Regions from separate parts of the Mus musculus genome. Here region 1 is linked to region 2. A link is a loop called in an ENCODE intact Hi-C map of the cell type or tissue named here. Cell type or tissue: heart. All regions are shown on one strand. Each heading gives the region's core, and the rest is flanking DNA. Links, peaks and the distances in the headings are about the cores only. Region 1 holds the start of Bms1 (BMS1, ribosome biogenesis factor). Region 2 overlaps Ret (ret proto-oncogene).

Region 1 (9,589 bases), core at 644-8,643, 240 kb after region 2:
CTCAAAAAGAAAAGGGAATGGCGATTCCCGCTCAATCCTAGCACCTGTCTTAATCCCAGCACTCAGGAGGCAGAGGCAGGTGGATCTCTGCGTTTGAGAACAGCCTGGTCTACAGAGTAGTTCCAGGACAGCTAGGACTACAGCGAAATCATGTCTCAAAACAAAACAAGAAAGAAATAGGAAGGGTTCATCCCAAAACAATGACCTTAACTGTTAGGAGCCTCAATTTCATTATACGTAAAGTGCACATAATACCTGAAGGAGCACATTAGTGGTTATGTGAACTAAATTGACAGAAAGCCGTTAGCATAGTATCTAGGAAGCATTCAAGAAATGGCAGGCATTGTGCAAGCAAGTATATGTGTGCGTGCATGTGTGCACTGACAATCTTGTCTTATACATGTATATGTGTATGTATGTATCGATATAATCCTGTCTTGTACATATGTGTGCATGTGTGTATCATATACTAATATTGTCCAATATTTTCTCACCCTATGCATTTCTTTAGGTTTGAGAATGTGTTCATGCACATTCCATTTTTTTGACAGTATCAATGGTTGCCATAATTTCAACCACTTCTATCCTATCTTTCCTGAATAATCACAAGTATTTCCTTGCAAATGAGATAAATAACCCATCACATTGTCACACTCTCCATTGGGAACCCAGGTCACCCTATTGACTTACCAGATCTGCTACTTTAGCTAGATCAATCATTACATTGATGTCACACCCACACTCAATAATTGTAAGTCTGCGCTTTTTACCTGTAAGTACAAGGATGAAACTTTTACATTTTAAAAAAACTTGAGAATACCCTATCCATTAACTTTATAATGTTCTTGTTTTTAACTGTAAAATACCACATACCTTTACAGTACAACTCTAGACAGTTTATAACTAATGCCCATGATCCTGCTGAGCTACAGGCCACTCTCTTTATCTCCATCAAAATCTCTACACTCTCAATACAGCTAAAACCATCAAACCTAACCTAGCAGCATGTCCACGGGACAGGCATATGCTCCTGTACTATTACTATAAACACAGTGATCAAGGATGTCCCAAAGATAAAGAAATGTCCTACTCCATCACTTCTTTAACAAGGCACTTCAGTTCCTAACATTACCATTTGGAGAATTTACTTCATCTTCTCTCACTGAAGCACCCAAAATCTAATCCCAGCACTCTGGAGCCAGACTGGAGGTCAGCCTGGTCTATATACCAAGTTCCAGGAGAACCAGAGCTACATAGAGAGACCCTGCTTCAAATACAAAAACAAACAAAAGTGCACAAATTATCGCAGAGTAGCTTTGAGAAGGAAAGTGATGTGTGGGGTATATGGGAGCTCACTTATTGTTAAATGAATGGGCTCACAGTAACAAGACCCAGTCCTAGGCCTTTCCACGAAGCACACTTGGCAAAGCAGACCAAGCAGTCAGACTGAGGAGGTGCACATCAGCATTGTATGTCTGAGAAGTTACCTTCTGAGTTACAGGCAAGTCAGTAAAAGCAACCATGTGGTAATCGGATGTAACAACATCGGTGTTATATATTCTGTTTGACCAAACAGCAATCCCTTGGCACAGCAGTCTATGGAGGCACTCCCTACCTGACACAATTGTCACAGGGCCTCTGATCTCACTCAATTTCTGTCTGGTAAAATTCCGAATCAGGCATCGTATCAAAGTGCTCTTTCCAACTTTTGGAGGTCCCATCACCACTACCACTATTGGTGGGGGCTCCAGTGGAGTTCTGTCAACCACTGGAATGTGATGCTTTTTCGTCTTTAAGTCCTGAGTCCTATGTGTTTACAAAAATAAAACAAAACAAAGTTTACTTCCAAAACACAAAAGATCTTTTAAAAGTCCAGATGGTATAGAGACCAGATAATACATGGATCCAATTAACTTTATTTTAACCGGTTAACTTCTAACCCCCTCCTCACCCAAAAGTTATTCTTCAGTAAAGATAAAACAGATGACTAAAAAATAAAGTTAATAATCAAACACATCATGACACTGACTTGGCTTTAATGTTTAAGAGAATTAAGGGGAACCATAGTGACGAGATGTTATAAAACAAGTCAGGTGTAGGAGACAGGGTAAATGTTCTATCAACTGGCTATTGAACTTGTGCTCTGAATCTGTTTTCTTATCCACAGATGAGAATAATTCCTAACTTCTTAATGCTGTTGAAAGAATTCAATTAGGTAACATTTAAAGAAAACTGCTGGCTATATATTATTATCTCCCTAAATACAGTTATTTTAGTATTTTACATTAAAAGTATTGGGGGGGAACCACCAACACTTTAACTGCCATGGAGATATGCAAAGTTTAGGAGATTTTTTTGTGTGTGATCTAAATTGTGTAAATTCTTCTTCTTGGACAAGAAAGAAAGAAGGACAGAAAGAAAGAAAACAAAGAAAAAAGTGGGGAAAGGCAAAGGGCAGGTGTTAGAGGGAAAATGTTTCTTTGACAGAGCTCTGACATTTTAGGAAAAGCCATACGGCATGCCTACTATGGCATGCCTACGTCCTTCAGACCTGAGTTAAGACTCACAAGGCAAATGCCATCTGGGAGAGGCTCCCAGTACTTAAGGGAAGACCCACTAACCCCAGGTAAACACACCTGTGAAAGGACCTCGCCATCCGCACAGCTGACTGCACTGCGAAAGCTTTGGGGTTTCTCTTCCGGGCATCCTCTTCATCTCCAAGCTGTAGGTCTTGCAGGTGCCGTTTCTTTTTCTTCTCAGCTTTAGGCCCACTGTGCTTCTTCCTATGTTTCTTGTGGTCCTTGGTCTCCATGGTGGCTATTTATCTACTACAAATAAGTCTTACCTACACGGAACAGGGAGGACGGTGGTGGTAATCAATTATAATCAGGGTAACACAGGAGGGCAGTAATTTAATTTACTTAAGTGCTGATGTATTTGTTCATTGAATGGAGGTAGAAAATGTTTAGCCAGTATCTTCAAATTCACGTCCCTTTCTTACGCCATAAAGTATAAGAGTTAGCAGCACCAACACTATCCTTCTTATGTTTTATGTTGAAGCCATTTCGACAGTGCTCATTTTTTGTAATGACAGAAATACATCCTACCTGCTGTTCTCAGTACAGAAGCCTTGTGAACTACACGTGGTTACAGAGAATTTCAAGCGTACCTTCGGAAACTGAAAACTATCTTAAGTTTAAATTAATTTTAAACTTAGTCGCACGTGACTAGTGCCTACTATTCTAGGTAGCTTAGGCTGAAGTGTCCTTTTAACTTAAAACGAAAACAAACATACAAGTTTAAGACATCCGAACAGTGCTGAGCAGACTCGCCTCTCAGCTCCTGGAGGAAGCACATTTTCCCCTCCCGGTGATCTATTTTTGCTGGGAGAAGAACACGCAGCCGAGCTGGGCAGGAGCCCTCCCTGCTCGAGTGACCCGCTCCCCATCCAGCACTGCACGAACCCACGCCCTCCACACTCCCGGGAGCACCTCTCCGGCGGCCGAGAAACTTGCCTTCCAGCCCAGACGCAGCCTGGGAGCAGCCTGTCGGGAGGTCGAGGACCGACCGAACCGGGAAGCCGACGGGGCTCGCGAAAGCACTCGGACTCACGGCAGCAACCGCTCCAGCCCGCAAGCACGACGCCGGAAGCGGAAACTGTCCTTCTGCTTGTACCCGTCGGAGGGAAACGAGCAAAGAAGAGGGGAAAAAAAGGAACCCGTGGACGGACGACTTTCAGGGGAAAGCCGGAAGTAAGCTCTGGGTTGGCTGAGGGTTGCGCAAGCGCACTTTCAGATTTCGCACGGACTGCCCTCTCCTTCGGGTCCCAGCCACTCTGAGAGTCGGGCTCTCAGCCAGCGCGACCTGGCTTCAGAGGATCCGCGCGGCGCTGGGCCCTGGCCCGCTTATTTGAGTAGCAGAGGAACGCTGGAAGGACGCCCGAGTCATCGCCAGTCCCAACTTGAAAGCTGTGAATTCCGCCGCCCCATCCGCTAGGCTACCGCTCCCTGTCACCGCTGCCAGAGCTGTCCTCACGGGTTTTCAGCGCTCTGCTGCCCTCTTGTGCCAGGACCGACGGGCTGAGGGCAGGGTGCTCCTCTGTGCTCCTGGAGAGGGCGTTTTCTTCAGAAAACGTCTTAGCTTGCCATTTTGTGTGCATGTGTGGCTATGTGTGTCGTGTGTCTTGTGTCTCTGTGCTCAGCCTTGCATCCCCAGGACTCAGTCCAGTCCTGGGGAATAGCCCTCAAACCCCCAGTCCCGGTTATTTGCTACAGTTATGCTGGACTCAAAACTGAGCTCATCTCAAGGAGAATAAGAAGTAGGGTTTTTTCCTTGCGCCAAATAAGAGTGACTGCGGCCTGGGAATACGGATTCAGGTTCCCACAAAATAGCATGTTCATGCAAAACACAGCTCTCACCTCAATGAGCCAAGAACATGGGTTCAGTTGCCTCAAAGTCTCCCATTTTGTACCTTTTAATAGCACACCAACACAAAACAGCTCTAAAGGTTCATATGGAAATTATGAAACAAAATCAAAGGTTTAGCAAATGATAGTTTGTGAGGTTGGCCCTCCTATTTCTCTCTCCCCATCCTTTGACTATCATTCCAGTGACCATCATTCTAGCCTTTCTGCACATTCCAGAGCAACGCCCCAATTTCTGCAGGAAGTAGTTATAGAAAAGACTACATTGCCCTTTATCATCAACAAAAGGATTGGAATGTAAGATCGCAAACTGAGGACAAATGGCTGACAGAGGTGTCTATTGAACAAGTCAAACAGCCCTCAGTCCCAACCTGTGACAGGGTCATCCTGCCTGGCAACTATCCCCCTAGCTGAACCACCAAATGAGGCCTATGAGAAATTTCTCATACAGTCCAACGCTGGAAGAACTCAGGGCAGACACCATAGTGCTTGCTAACTCACTCATTAGGCTTATGCTTGCCTTATTTTCTTACATAGCACAGTATCACTTGCCCAGGGAATGGTGGTACCCATAGTGGGCCTGGCTATCCTAAATCAATTAATAATCAAGTCCAGCCCTCCAGTCATACCTATAAGCCAATCAGATTTATGCAATTCCTTAACTGAGACTTTCTTATTGGACCATCATATGACTCTGGACTGTGTCAAGTTGACATTGAGAGGTAACTAGACAACTAGTCAGTTAGTTTTCTTAAGGCACTAAACACTAAGGACATTTTTCATAGGCATACTAAAGAGATTTTAGCATGTTTGTTTCATTATCCCCAAATGGTTGCTTAGAACGCAATGGCTAAGATATGGAGCTGCAGAACATTCTGTTACAAAGTAGATGCCCAAAGATGCTGGGAGTTAGTGGACGGGGGTTGGGTGAGAGACATGGCCTTTGACATAGGGAATGGGATCCACTTTAATTCTGAGACACTGGAGTTAAGGTGCCTGAAGGCGTGTGGTGTGAATGTTGACATTTGAGTATGCTGGGGCTTGGTGTGCATGACAAATGTGGTATCTCTCTGGGGGTAAGCTCTCGTGAGTCCTGAAATATTAGAAAATGTGTTCTATGTAATCCTCAATAAATAAAAAAACTTTTGAGTGAACAGTTTGTATCTCTAGTTAAATAGACAAGTCACATTTATGACACTAGATAAGGCCATTTTGTTCACTGATACTATTTTGTGGTGGGGGAGAGGTTCAAGCCAGAGTTTCTCTGTATAGCCCTGGCTGCTTGAAATTTGCTCTGTAGAAATTTGCTCTTTGAACTCAGAGATTTGTCTGCCCCTGCCTCCTGATGTCACCAGGAAGTGAAAGGAAGCTGAATCCTGTGTTGGAGGAGATTAAGTTGAATTAAGGGAGTAGCAACCTTGGGGCAAGATCCCACTCAGCTAAATTTAGGTCCAGACATGATAGTACAACCCTTTAATCCCAGGAGGCAAAGACAAGCAGATCTCTAAGTTCAAGGCCAGCCTAGAACACAGCAAGTTCTAGGTGAAGAAAAGCTTAAGTCCAGGCATGGTGATACATACCTTTAATCCCAGTGCTTAGGAGACAGGCATGCAGATCTCTGAGTTCAAAGTCAGTCTACAGAGCAAGTTCCAGGACAGACAAGATTAGGCAGTAAAGGAGTTGGAAAACAGAAAGCTGGTGATAATGTAGTAGAACAAGGGACTATGGTCCAGCCCCAGAAAGCAGCAGAACTTGGGAGCTTTGCCCACATAGCTCTGGCATTAGAGTCCAGAATAGAAGGGACGATTGGGACAATTGATGCCGAGTAGCTGGAGCTAAGAAATTAGTGGTAACTAAGAAGAAACCAACATCACTGAGGTGAAATCTTCTGGGAAATTTTTTTCTGACAGCACAAAGAAGCTGTGTTCCAGATATAACCAAGTTTATACCTTGTGCTGCAGCTGGACATGGTAATGTGTAAGAGTCTCCCAGTTGGTACTGGTTTTGAAGGTATGAAGGGGTCATAAAGAGCAGCTGAGGCCTGGCACTGTAAGAGACCATGGAATATAGTTGATGGCCTAGGACTGAAGAGATCATGTAAAGGATTTGAGGCTTGGCACCGTGAAGAGAGCTTTTAAGAGACTATTGGTGAAGCCTAGTTGCAGCAGAAGACACCAGTGTACTAGAGATGCCAAGACCATGGATGATTACCAAGAACAGCAGCAGCAATGGAGTGGTGTCAACCAGAGCCTACAATGCTACAGAGGGGAGAGCTGGAGATTTGACCCAAGCCCTTTGGAAGAGACCACAAGATCGTGTGTAGATCCCAGATATTGGAACAAGAAGCTGTGAATTTGAAGTTGCCTTTGAGATCCGAAGATGTTTGAGATGCCAGAGCCATGGGATACCTGCCAAGGAAAGCTGCAAAGAGGGAGTGGAACCACCCCAGCCCTGGAGAAAGAAGTGTGTTGAGTTCTACATAGATGAAAAAGAAGTGGAAATCTGAAGACCACTTTGACATCAGACATGGAGATATTTGGAGTTTGCCCAGCTGGTTTCCTGTCTTGCTTTGGGGATTACAGTTAAGTAACTGGATGAATGTCAGAAGAGACTTTGAACTTTGGACTTTTAACATTATTGAGGCTGTGATAGACTATGGGGGCTGAGTTCTACATAGATGAAAAAGAAGTGGAAATCTGAAGACCACTTTGACATCAGACATGGAGATATTTGGAGTTTGCCCAGCTGGTTTCCTGTCTTGCTTTGGGGATTACAGTTAAGTAACTGGATGAATGTCAGAAGAGACTTTGAACTTTGGACTTTTAACATTATTGAGGCTGTGATGGACTATGGGGGCTTTGGAAGTTGGTCTAAATGTACTTTGCATTATGCTATGTTTAGGTATGGCCCCCATAGACTCATGCATTTGAACAAGCCTATTGGGGCCAGGGAGTGGAATGTAATGGCTTGTATATTTGTGGCTCAGAGAGTGGCATTATTAGGAGGTGTGGCCTTGTTGGAGTAGGTGTGTCACTGTAGGTGTGGGCTTTAATATCCTAGTTCTAGCTGCCTGGAAGCCAGTATTCTGCTAGCAGCCTTCAGATGAAGATATAGAACTCTTAGCTCTTCCCATACCATGCCTGCCCAGATGCTGCCATGCTTCTGCCTTGGTGATAATGGACTGAACCTCTGAACCTGTAAGCCAGCCTCAATTAAATGTTGCTCTTTTTAAGAGTTGCCTTGGTCATGGTGTCAGTTCACAGCAGTAAAACCCAAAGACAGGGTTATAATTTCAAATCTTCTACTATATGTATTTAATTTGGGGTACATGTGGAAACCAGGAATCTACTAATGGGCCATTGTAGGGACTACATGCTCAGTGTAGAGGGATAATCAATGTATTAATTAATTTTCTATTAGTGTGCTAAAATAAACAGGACTAGAGGCAACTTAAAAAGAGTGTAGAGGCATGGTGGCACACGCCTTTAATCCCAGCACTTGGGAGGCAGAGGCAGGCGGATTTCTGAGTTCGAGGCCAGCCTGGTCTACAGAGTGAGTTCCAGGACAGCCAGGCTATACAGAGAAACCCTGTCTCGAAAAACCAAAAAAAAAAAAAAAAAAACAAAACAAAAAAAAACCAACAACAACAACAAAACAAAACAAACAAAAAAAGAGTGTAAATTGGTTTACACTTTAGGACTAGTATCCCTAATAACAGGGAAATTATTCAGGTAGAAATGGTAAACTGAAAGGTCACATCTTTTGCACACAGGAAATATAGACCCAGAAGTGGTATTTGACTATAAATTATCAAATGTGACTATAAATTATTAGTGAGATGCTTCCTCTGGCAAGGCTCCACATCATAAAGGTTCCAGAATTCCTAGGCAAATGGAGTTCTATTCAGAAAGTCCCTCCCTACACCAACATCATCTACCTAAGTTAACTTCTAGTGGTTTCACATGTCAGGTTTCATACCAAGATCTCTGACTCATTTGTAGTGAAATTTTGTGGAAAGTAATATATATGGGTTTAACTTCATTCTTCAGTCTGTGGATATCAAGTTTTTTGAAGATTCTGTTTTTTCTCCAGTGTATGTTTTTGTTATCCTTGACAAGTGCCAGATGTCTGTAGTTATGTGAACTTATGTCTGTGTTTTGTTCCGTTGGCTTATTATGTTTATTTTGTGACATTACTATAACTTTTATTACTATAGTTTTGTACTGTCTCTTGAAATCTGGGGTGGTAATCCTTCTGACATTGTTCTTTTGCTCAGGATTTCTTTGGCTGTTTAGGGTCTTTTGTGCTTCTATAGGAATTTCAGGATTTCATTTCCTCGAATTTTTGAAGAATGCTGTGGGAAATCTGATTGGGATTCTACTGAATCTGTAAATGGCTTTTAGTAGAGTGGTCTTTTTCACAATATTCATTCTACCAACGCATAGACATGGGGAGCTTTTTCTTTTCTGGTGGTGTTCTCAGTCTCTTTCGTTGGCTTCTCATTACAAAGGTCCTTTGCCTCCTTGGTTAGGTTTGTGTAATGGTGAATAGTTAATCCACTTTGAGTTCCTGATGAGTCGTATGTGCTCTGCTCCCACCAAAGAGCTTGGATTCATGAAACAACACACACACACACACACACACACATACACACACACACACACATTTATATTTTGAGATGCCTTGACTACCTTAAGGGCAGGGCACTTCCAAATTCTTCCCGCGGCTAACATACACTGCCCTCGGATGTTCTTGGATTAATACTTGCTAAATCTGTATTTTTATCTCTGCTGCCCAAGACCCAATCGGGGGAGTAGCCCCTGGGGCCACTTTCTCGGATTCTTACATGTTGCAGGCTCCTTCATGGCACACGGTCCCACCTACGTCCCTTACAGGGTGGAATCCTTCTTCTCCCTCTGTCTGTCTTGCCTGGGAATCCTAAAAGTCTCATCTCTATCATCCTGCCCAGCTTTTGGCTGTTGGCTCTTCATTGATCAATCAAATACCAATTGGAGACAGGGACCCTCAGTATCTGGATACGTGTGATTTGGGAACCAAATTAAGACAAAGCGTTAGAACCAATCTCCATCACCAATCTCCAAGGTTTGTTAGGTACTTTATTTTCTTTGAAGATGTGAATAGGAGTGTGCCCATGCATGCTCTCT
Region 2 (9,589 bases), core at 933-8,932:
TGGGGAACTGTGTGGGAGGCATGACTTACCCTGGCTGTCCTCTGGCTCGCAGAAGCATTTCTTCTCATCAGGGAAACAGTTGCAGATGCCGTAGCCTGCTTTAATGCCCTGGCGCTCCCCTCGCTCGTGTCCTCCAACAATGTCGGCACCTGAGGACATAGGTGGCACATTAAGTTTCCTGCTGTGGCCTGATACCTCAGAGTCCCCAACTCGGAGTCAGTAGCTCAGGCCCATCAAAGGCAATAGGTTCAGAGGCCCTTCTCATCTGGGCAGAGAGTTTAACACAATAACCCCCCCGCCCATACTGTCTATGGAAGTGGAGGGGAACCAAGACTCCTCAGAGTCATTGCTAAGGTCCCAGAAGACATCACCCATGGCTAGCCCCCAGTAACAGTAAAGATGGAAGTAATAGATAAGAGGCAAGGTGGGTTCTGAGCCAGCAGATCAGGGACTTGAGTTTCACAAGTCAGCCAAGGATAGGCAGGCCATGCTACAAAAGCCCAGTCTTGGGGGAACACGACGAACATTCAAATGAGATGGTAGTGGGACTGGCTTGACCCATCCTGCTTGGTTCAACCTACTATCACACACTTTTCCTCTTCAGTGCTAAGATGAAGCCATGGCCCTACATAAGCTAAGCTCGTGCACAGACAATACCCCCGTCCAGCCTGAGGCCTCCGATGGGCATCCATGTTCAGGAGGAGGTTAGGATTTCCAAGCTCTCTGCTGCTACCTCCCTCTCCTCTGCCCTTCCCGGACGCTGATAAGATGCATCACCACGGGCCTAGCATGGGCTTACGGAGACAGTCCTGGGGGCAAATGTTGGCATCCCGGCTCTCCACAGCATCACAGTGGCCGTCGGGGCAGGTCCTGGTACTGGGGGAGCAGGTGGAGAAGTTCCTGGTGATCCCTGTGGTGGAGCATACAGCAGGCTGTCACCCCACAGGGGCACATCCCACCACGACTCTGTCATGGTCCAACTCTGCCTCTCCTGGGACAGGGAGATGAAGGGACAAGTGGGGCAAGGCCACATACACCTAAGACGGCAGCGAGAAATGAGACAAGGGGTTCCCAAGGGCTGAAGTGCTTGGGCATCCCAGGACTGCAGACAGCCTTCCTTTAAGGAGGTCACTTGAAGGCAAGGATCCGTCAAAGCTATATTGCCAACAGGAGCCTTAGAGCGGGAGGTGCACCCAACAGTGAGGCAGACACACTTCCTAGTTGGGACTTTCTGGAAGAACCACTCTGTCTCCCATCTGTCCCAGCTCTGATATAGACCCTTCCAAACCCAGACTGAATCCAACTGAGGAACCGCTAGTTACAAGATGGCACGTGCCCCACCTTCTCTGCTGGCACTGGTTTCCCAAGAGGGACAGGGTCAGAAGACAAGGATTAAGGAAGCTCATGGCAGGGACTAGGAGGCCTTGCAGGAACCCTGATGGCAGCCAGAACATCCCCCCCCCTTCCCCTCCTCCCCGGTGCCCCCCACGACCCCCTGCCGGCTCCCACGCCTACCTTTACCATCTCCCTGGCGCCACTCGCACCTGCCAGTTGGAGAACCCAGGCCACCACATTCCTCACACTCGGGGCGCCTCTTGTTTACTGCACAGGACTTGGGGCAGCCTACTTCTTCAGTAATGGCTGGAAGCATGACAGACAGACAAGCCAAGGTCACTGGGGCTGGTGTGGGCCCAGTCTCTAGACCTCTCCAATGAACAGAATGTAGCAACAGTTCTACTGTCTCTGGACTGAAACTCCACAGGTTCTGGGGTAACCAGAGTATTGTATGGCAGGGACCTAGACACGAGAGCCAGAGGCTCTCATCAGCCTCCTGTCTGCTGAGCCCATCTGACAGGGAGGATATGAGGGTGACCACAGCAAAGGACACATGGTATCACTGGTTTACACCGAAAGACACAGCGAACACATTGTCTGTGACGTCTCACCCCTCCTTGGAGCCCGACACTTACATGTCCCCTCCACAGTGACCACTAGCGAAGCCTGGGTCTGTCTGCGGGTCTGCCGGTCAGTGGCTACCACCGTGTACTGAAGCTTGGTGCACTCAGGTCGCCGCAGGGCCTCTGTGTCATTTACAAATAGGGTCCCCGAGGTGTCCTCGGGTGAGGTGACCACACCTAGGGCAGTGCAGTTGATGCTGGAAGGCTGCAGCTTGTACTGGATGGAGACACCGCTGAACTCCTGGCAGTTTTCCACACAGACTTTCCCGATCTGGAGGGGAGGACAGGGAGGAGGAGAGGAAGGAGGAGGATCGTACCAGTGCACCTTAGCTGGATGGGCTCTTGGGAAGAGCAAATTGCAGAACGGCCCTCAACTTAGCTGTTTGTTTGTTTGTTTTTTTCGAGACAGGGTTTCTCTGTGTAGCCCTGGCTGTCATGGAACTCACTTTGTAGACCAGTCTGGCCTCGAACTTAGAAATCCGCCTGCCTCTGCCTCCCGAGTGCTAGGATTAAAGGTGTGCGCTGCTGCCGCCGCCGCCGCCGCCGCCACCACCACCACCACCTGGCTCAACTTTGCTTGAATGGCAGCCTTCCTCAATGTCCAGTGTTCTACAGCCTCAGCACCTACAAGCCCACCTTGCTTAAGAACACCAACTCACCAGAAACCCACACCACTGGGAGTCAGTTGTGATGGCCACAATCCCCCTGTTGTGTGTCTCTCTCCCCCCGCCCCCCCACCTGTTAGAGCGCCATGCCCTAGCTGGGAGACTGCAATGCTGTCATTGCACTTGAGGTCAAGAGGCCTCTGTAGAGGTTCTGGAAAGAGACCCCTTCTGAGGATGTTTGGCTCTGGAGCCAGGCCCTGAGCCTTTATCTCACATACACTCCAGAGAGCTATGGTTGCTCAGAGCTGCAGGAGTGGTCCTGGTTGTGGGGCCCTGTGTCTCAGGGCAAGCACAGACCTAGGGGGCAGCTTCTTAAGACCCAGAGCAGGGACAGGGGTTTCCCAAGCCACACGGACACCCTAACAATCCAACCTCCTGGTTGCTTCACTTTCCCTTACAAAGAACGTTCACCTCTATCTTCTCGGGGGACCCTTAAAAATATCCAAGTTCAAAACTATGGAGACAGTAAGAAACCAATCACTACAGGGCAATGACTGAGGCTCCCAGGTCTTTTAAATGCAGGTGGATCCGCCTCTAACTGATACCTCCAACCCCTTCTCAAGCCCTTCACTTTGTCATCCCCACTCCCGACCTGATGTTCTCACCCTGGAGAAGGGCTAAAGGCTCTCTCTATTTACAGGCAGGTCCTTCGTGTGCTGGTGACAGGAGTGAGTGAGAATCTGGAACCGACTTTAAGAATTGGAAAGACCCGGGCACAAGAGGAGACTGTTCTAAACACAGTCCGAAGACAGATCAACCCTCTACACCCCCCCCCCCCACCACACACACACACACACACACACACACACACACACACGTGCGCAAACCACAAATGAACTAAAAGCAACCAACAAACAGACACCGTGAGTGCTTGAGAAGAAACAAGTCAGAACGGCAGCAAATGCTGTCTCTGGTGGTCAAGGGGTGGGAGGGACATGTGCCCTCAATCCTCATCATTTTAATGAAGACCACCGCTCACTTTCTACTCTTTGTATTTTCATTTATTTTTAGCGGTGCTGGGGATGGAGCCTAGTGCGTGCTAGGACAGATCTATACCACTGAACCACGACCCCAATCTTTTACTTCTCCATTTCATTTATCATTTTCCAAAGACAAATATGAACATTACCTTGTGATGTCTCTAGCGCGTAAAATTCTATAAGCAGATGTGACCCCTGCCTTTTCCCACAAGCCACTACTGCCAACCACAGTCTGCTACCCACTAAAGTCCCCTCCCCCCATTAAAAAGGTATTTTTGCATTGACAGAGACACCAGAGACCAGGTTCCTCCAACCACTTTTTCCACTTAACAGTACAGCCAAGAACATCTTTCCAAGTAGGCATACACGGGGTTACCTGGAAATGTTTTGTATTAGTGCAAAAAAAAAAAATGTTTTAAAGATACCAAGAAGTAAGACGGTAAGATCAGAAGGCTTGCTCTGGGAGCTAACGAGAGGCTAGGAGCTCTCTAGGGTGAAGCGGGGTAAACAGAGGCTTAAGGATCCCTCTACTAGGGAGCCACCTATGCTAACGCTGCACTGGATGGGCTAGGGAAGAGGTGCCACCCACCCATAGCCCTGCCTGCAGTCTTGGAACCCCCTAACCTCATGCCATGTAATGGGCCACGGGCTCACCTGGGCATAGCGGCGGGCCCTCTTATTCACTGGGAAGGAGTAGGCCCTGGGTAGGTTCAGGGTGACGGGCAGTACAGACACGTTGAAATGGAGGACGAGGATACCACCTGCCCCAGGCCCCTGGAAGTCTGAGTCGTTGACCAGGACCGCGAGCTGCAGGACTCGGCTCTCTGAGATAGACAGGCTCCTGTTGAGAATCAGCTCTGTAGGCGGGCACGACAAGGAGACAAAACAAGTTACTATCCTTCATCATCACGTCTTGTGCCACATACTATATAGCCACACCAACGTCCAACCCTGCAGGTCTGGTGGGCAGTCTTACAATAGTACTGATATTTAAAAGCTAAACATTTTACTCGGCTAGATCTCGTGTGTGAGTGTGTGTGTGTGTGTACACATGCATATGCTCCAGAGAGACATACGGTACATGTGGTACATGTGTGGTGTGTTTATATATAGGGGTTTATTATGTCCTGTGGTTTGATATGTATACAAAGTGTGTATACTTTTGTGGGTGTAGTGTGTTAGGTGGGTATGAAATGTATGAGTGTGGTGTTTACTTACTGGTGGGCGGGTGTAAATTAGCATATTTAAATGAGTTTGTGTATGGGGTGTTTGGGTAGTGTTTGTATACACAGACTGTGTGGGGCCTGGAATGGGTGTGCTCAGTGGGACATATTTTGGTGTATGGAATGTATGTGGTTTTCCTGTAGTGTGTGAGAGTGTGTGTGTGTGTGTGTGTGTGTGTGTGTGTGTATACCAAGTGTCCTGAAGTTCTGGGAAAACATCACGCCGTTGGCTTCTTACTGTAATTGTGCATGGTTGCCCGAACGGAGTTGTTGTTGACCTGGACCAAGGTCTCGATGGGCGAATGCTCCACCCGGAAGGTCTGCTGGGCCCAGGAGTCCCCTGAGAGGAGTGTGTTTGTGTACCGTCTCACCAGCTCCCCAGACGCTGGCACCACATCTGCATCGAACACCTGCAGGGTGGCCACCACAGTGCCCTACAGAAAGCAGAGTGCCAGTCAGCGCAGGTATAGTCAGAGGATCACATGACCTCGCACAGCCCAGAACTAGACCAACTATGTGTTCTTTGAACCAATCCTAGGGCCAGACGATCAGAACTGAATGTTTGTCCCCAGGGCCTCGGGTAAGATTTGTAAGCAAAGCCACAGGGCCACTGGGTTACTCTAAGGTTGTCTAATCAGATACTTTCTCGCTTCCCCATACTGCTCTCACTCCCTAGGAAGCCTGTAGCTAGTTAGTTCCCCAGAGAAGCAAAACACCCTTCTTACTGAGCCTAAGAGCAGGCTGCAGAGTAGCCTGAAGCCCAGCAGGTGGCAGTAGCACACCACCTAGGCTGGTCAAAGCAGCATGGGCGAGGACATCCTCTCATAGGACACTCCTGGACAAGTTGCCCAGCTGCCAGCAGAAGGGAGTACCCTCCTTTTTGCCAGGTCAAGTGAGCCTGAGTGTTCTTCCCCAGTGCTCTCCTCATGAGGCCCTTGGCCTCATTATACACAATCTAAGCACCCCAGGTTCGGGCCTTCACAGTGCCAGCCCAGTTTACTGCAGCTATCTGGCTGGCAGTCAGCCAAACAGACAAGACACAAAGGACAAGTAGAGGGTCACATGACTGGACGGCTAGTGGAACAGCTAGCTAAACAGATCAAATATAAACTGCCGACAGGGACAAACACCAAACATGCACAGGACAAGACAACCAGACAATCAAATGCCACTGTGGGACCAACCTCCTTCCGCTTAAACTCCACCACCGCGCTGGCAGTGCCCACACCTCCAGAGAAGGTGGGCGCCGAGTCGTCCTCATCATACACTGTCACTGGGAAGGACAGAGTCACCGTCTCTTTGTTGGCACCAGGGCCTGCCACTATGCACAAAGCCTCCAGCACATACTTCTCCCGGAGCTCTCGATCCAGGGCCCAGCGAGTGCTCACCTCCAGGCAGTCTGGGTCACAACGGAAGGGCAGACTATCCCCTGTCACCAAGCAGAAGGGAATACCGCATGACCACTGGGTAGGGGATGGGGCGTGGCCTCCCTTGCTCATGGTTCTACCCAGAGTGGATGGCAGTGGGCTCTGTGGGGACGGCACACAGTACTCCAAATATAGGCTGTGTGAGGTTTGTGTCACCTACTGTTTTGTGCCTGGAGCCTTCACTCATGCAAATGGGCAGACAAGGGTTGACATAAGGCCAGGTGTCTCTGTCATGGCCTGGAGGGGGGATGCCCAGGAGGGCAGAGGATAGGCAGAGAGCCAGCTCCAGGTATGGTCAGATTCACAATGTCATCCATTTTGTTTTTTTTTAAATCACAGACATGACATTTGCTCGTGTCAGACAATGGGAGAAACATCCCGGTTCGATGACTTGAAAACAGATACTGGACATCAGGGGTGTGACTGACATTCCAACCAGGATTTCTGGATATGGGATTTGATTTCCTGTTGTTTGTGTCCTGCGATTGTGACCTGATTGGTTTCTTGAAGCCTTCATTTATTCTACATAAGCAAGATGTCAAAGTATACAGGTCCACTTTGCTAGAAGGGCTAGCTCCCCAGAAAGGTCTGCTGTGCCTGCGGATGCTAGCAGAACCCCTGGAACTGGGTTCAACACCCCATCTCTAGCTTAGAAGAATCCATCTGGGTCTCCTTAAGAGCAAGCCAGGAAGCTCCACGATTTTCATGCCAACTCCAGCCTCGCTATCAGCCCATCCTCCCAATCAGGAGTCTGTCCTGGACCCTTCCGTGTCCCTAACTGTACCATACACTACCCTGGCACGAACTGTACCCAACATAGGAGCCCAACTAAGCCTTTTTAGATGCAAGTGGAGACTTCTCATACCTGCCCCCCGACTTCCACAGTTTCCCCTGCACTAGGGAAAGAAACCCTGACATTTCCCCTGACATAGCCAGCCTGCCCCTGTTTGCCACTGTTTCTCTAGTGGCTAACTGCAGTCCAACTACAAATGGTCTCAGTTTAGCACCTTCTGGGGCCAGAGCCTTTTGGCACCTACCCACTTGGTTTAGTGGCCCCTACCTCTCTGTTCTCTCAGCTTCTCACTCCTCCTTAGAAACCATCTAGATTCCTTGACGTGTCCAAGGGCTCTATCCTCCAGATGACTAGAGGCTTCAAGGCAGGCAAGACGCCAGATCGTTTGTTTGTTTACAGTTGTATCCTAACTTCCTTCAACACTACTTGGCTGGTGACAGACATTCAAGAGAGATACTTCTGGAATACTCAACAAGTGGCAAAAAGAACTCGTGGCTCACCCTAAGGGCTTATAGCACCATGCCTCCCATGTAACAGGACAAAGGAATAGCCCCTTGAGGCTGGAACTCACCTCCTAAGAGACTGTACTTCACACTGATGTTGGGACAAAGGAACTGCACGGGTAACATGTGGAAGTGGTAGAAGGTGCCAGGAGGCCTGTTCTCCCTGACTCGGAAGGACACGGCTGTCTCTGGGATGCAGAGATCCTGGGCTTTGAAGGAGCTACAATTTGGGAAGGTGTCGTTGATGAAGGAGAAGTACACACGGGTACAGCCTGGCCAATGGCATTCTCCCTCTCTCTGGGCTGTGGACCCCAGAAAGACCTGGAGGAAGATGGTGAGCAGGGGGAAACCACCATCTGTAGAAAGAGAAGAAGACAGCTCCTTTTCAGGTGAGGGATCAAGAAGAGGGGCAGGAATTCCAGGGTTCAGTGTGGTCCACAAGTCTCAGCTGATACCTCCCCATCGCCGCCCGCTGCAGGATGATGGAAATCAGTAGCCCTCTTACCTGCCTCTTTTGTCTTTCAGGTTTCTGCTCAAATGGTCCAACCTGAAAGAAGTACCCAAGCCCTGCCTGGGGCTAAAGTTTCCAGGTCCTGCCAGGTGAGTGGCCTCATAGTGTAGGTTCCTGCAGGCCTCTGGGAGTTGGACTCTCCACCCTCCAACCCCGCCTACCAATCAAGTGCTTTGCACAGATTTCATTAATACTCTGTAGAAGAGTTTCCAGTTAAGTTCTACCACTGAGGCACCACAGCCCACTTTAGTGAGGTCTAGCCTTTGGCAGAGGCAGGCATCTCCCTGGGCCTCTGCCTTAGGCCTGGCAGATTGCTACAGGGTTCAGTTTGCTTCCCCTTAGCCTGTATTACATTGTTATGATGACCCTGTTGTGGTTAACATTCTCTGAACAAACTGTCCAAATTGCTGTGTGCTTCTTTCCTGACTGGACGAGGCCATGCTCAAACATGAGTGGTGTAGGTCTTCAGGGAACTGCAGGTTTACAGCACATTCCACCCTGGCTTCCCCCCAAGGACTCTCATTCCTCAGTTTCCCACTATGGTTCAGGAGGGACGCAGAGGAAATGAAGGTATTTTTGAAACCAAGAGACATTGCAGAGTACTTCCTCCAGGAACTGTCTAGACCCATGGCTCTCAACCTTCCTGATGCTGTGACCTTTAACACAGTTCCTTACATTGTGGTGACGCTCAATCATAAAATTCTTATTGCCTTGCTACCTCCTAACACTAACATTGCTACTGTTACGAATCATTGTGTAAATATCTGCTATGCATGCCAAGGGGTCTCAACCCAGAGGCTGAGAATCACTGATCTAGACTATGTTGGCACCTCGAGCATCCTCCCATCTTACTATCCTGGCTGCTGTGGTGTTTTGACTATGCTTGGCCCAGGGAGGGGCACTACTGGGAGGTGTGGCCTTGTTGGAGTAGGAAGTGTGTCATTGTGGGGTTGGGCTTTGAGACCCTCCTCCTAGCTGCTTGAAAGCCAGTCTTTCTCCTGTTTGCCTTTGGGACAAAGATGTAGAATTCTCAGTTCCTTCTCCAGCATCATGTCTGCCTGGACGCTGCCATGCTTCCACCATGATGATAATGGACTGAACCTCTGAACCTGTAAGCCAGCCCCAATTAAATATTGTCCTTCATAAGAGTTCCCTTGGTCATGGTGTCTCTTTACAACAATGGAAGCTCTAACTTAGACACTGCTCTTGTCAGATAGGTCAGTCACTCTACAAATCCTGTCGATATAGTTAATTCTGTATCATAGTATTCATCTACCCTGCCTCCACGTGTGGACTGGAACTTAAGGACTTGTGAGGCCATGCCTCAGAGGAGGTCCTGGGAGGCGCATACCATCACCATCCCACATCACACAGGCGAGTCAGATCCTCACTCTCCACACCAGGGCTAACGTCCTATGTGGCCTCGACTGCAGCTCCAGCCTTAGCTTTGGGACACCCTCTAGGTTTCCTTCTGCTCTGCCTCCTTCCTGGACACCTCAAGCCAGCCTGTTGCAGATGGGGAAACATGA

What was found. A loop is a pair of places that touch in the nucleus more often than their neighbours do. Peaks named below come from ENCODE experiments on the same cell type or tissue, not always from the same donor. Only the 100,000 strongest peaks of a DNase experiment are listed, where the experiment ranks them.
Region 1: it touches region 2 in a loop (10-fold over the local background); 6 of 42 quality-filtered maps call a loop at or near these places.

What each region holds. Positions count from the first base shown.
Region 1 is chr6:118,415,773-118,425,361 of GRCm38, forward strand. Bms1 (BMS1, ribosome biogenesis factor) reads right to left here and starts at 3,645. Exons shown (of 23, transcript NM_194339.1): 1 at 3,516-3,645; 2 at 2,637-2,845; 3 at 1,616-1,806; 4 at 691-770. The coding sequence starts at 2,812. In heart, for the core only: a CTCF peak has its summit at 4,067 (motif pointing left); a DNase peak (open chromatin) is centred at 3,779; H3K4me3 peaks cover 1,968 bases; H3K27ac peaks cover 1,167 bases.
Region 2 is chr6:118,174,208-118,183,796 of GRCm38, forward strand. Ret (ret proto-oncogene) reads right to left here. Exons shown (of 19, transcript NM_001080780.1): 3 at 7,618-7,905; 4 at 6,011-6,255; 5 at 5,065-5,260; 6 at 4,258-4,460; 7 at 1,971-2,229; 8 at 1,516-1,641; 9 at 800-910; 10 at 30-149. Among named protein-coding and RNA genes, the nearest start is that of Ret, 19 kb to the right of the region's middle. In heart, for the core only: no CTCF peak of the experiment used is centred there; a DNase peak (open chromatin) is centred at 5,714; H3K27me3 peaks cover 1,837 bases.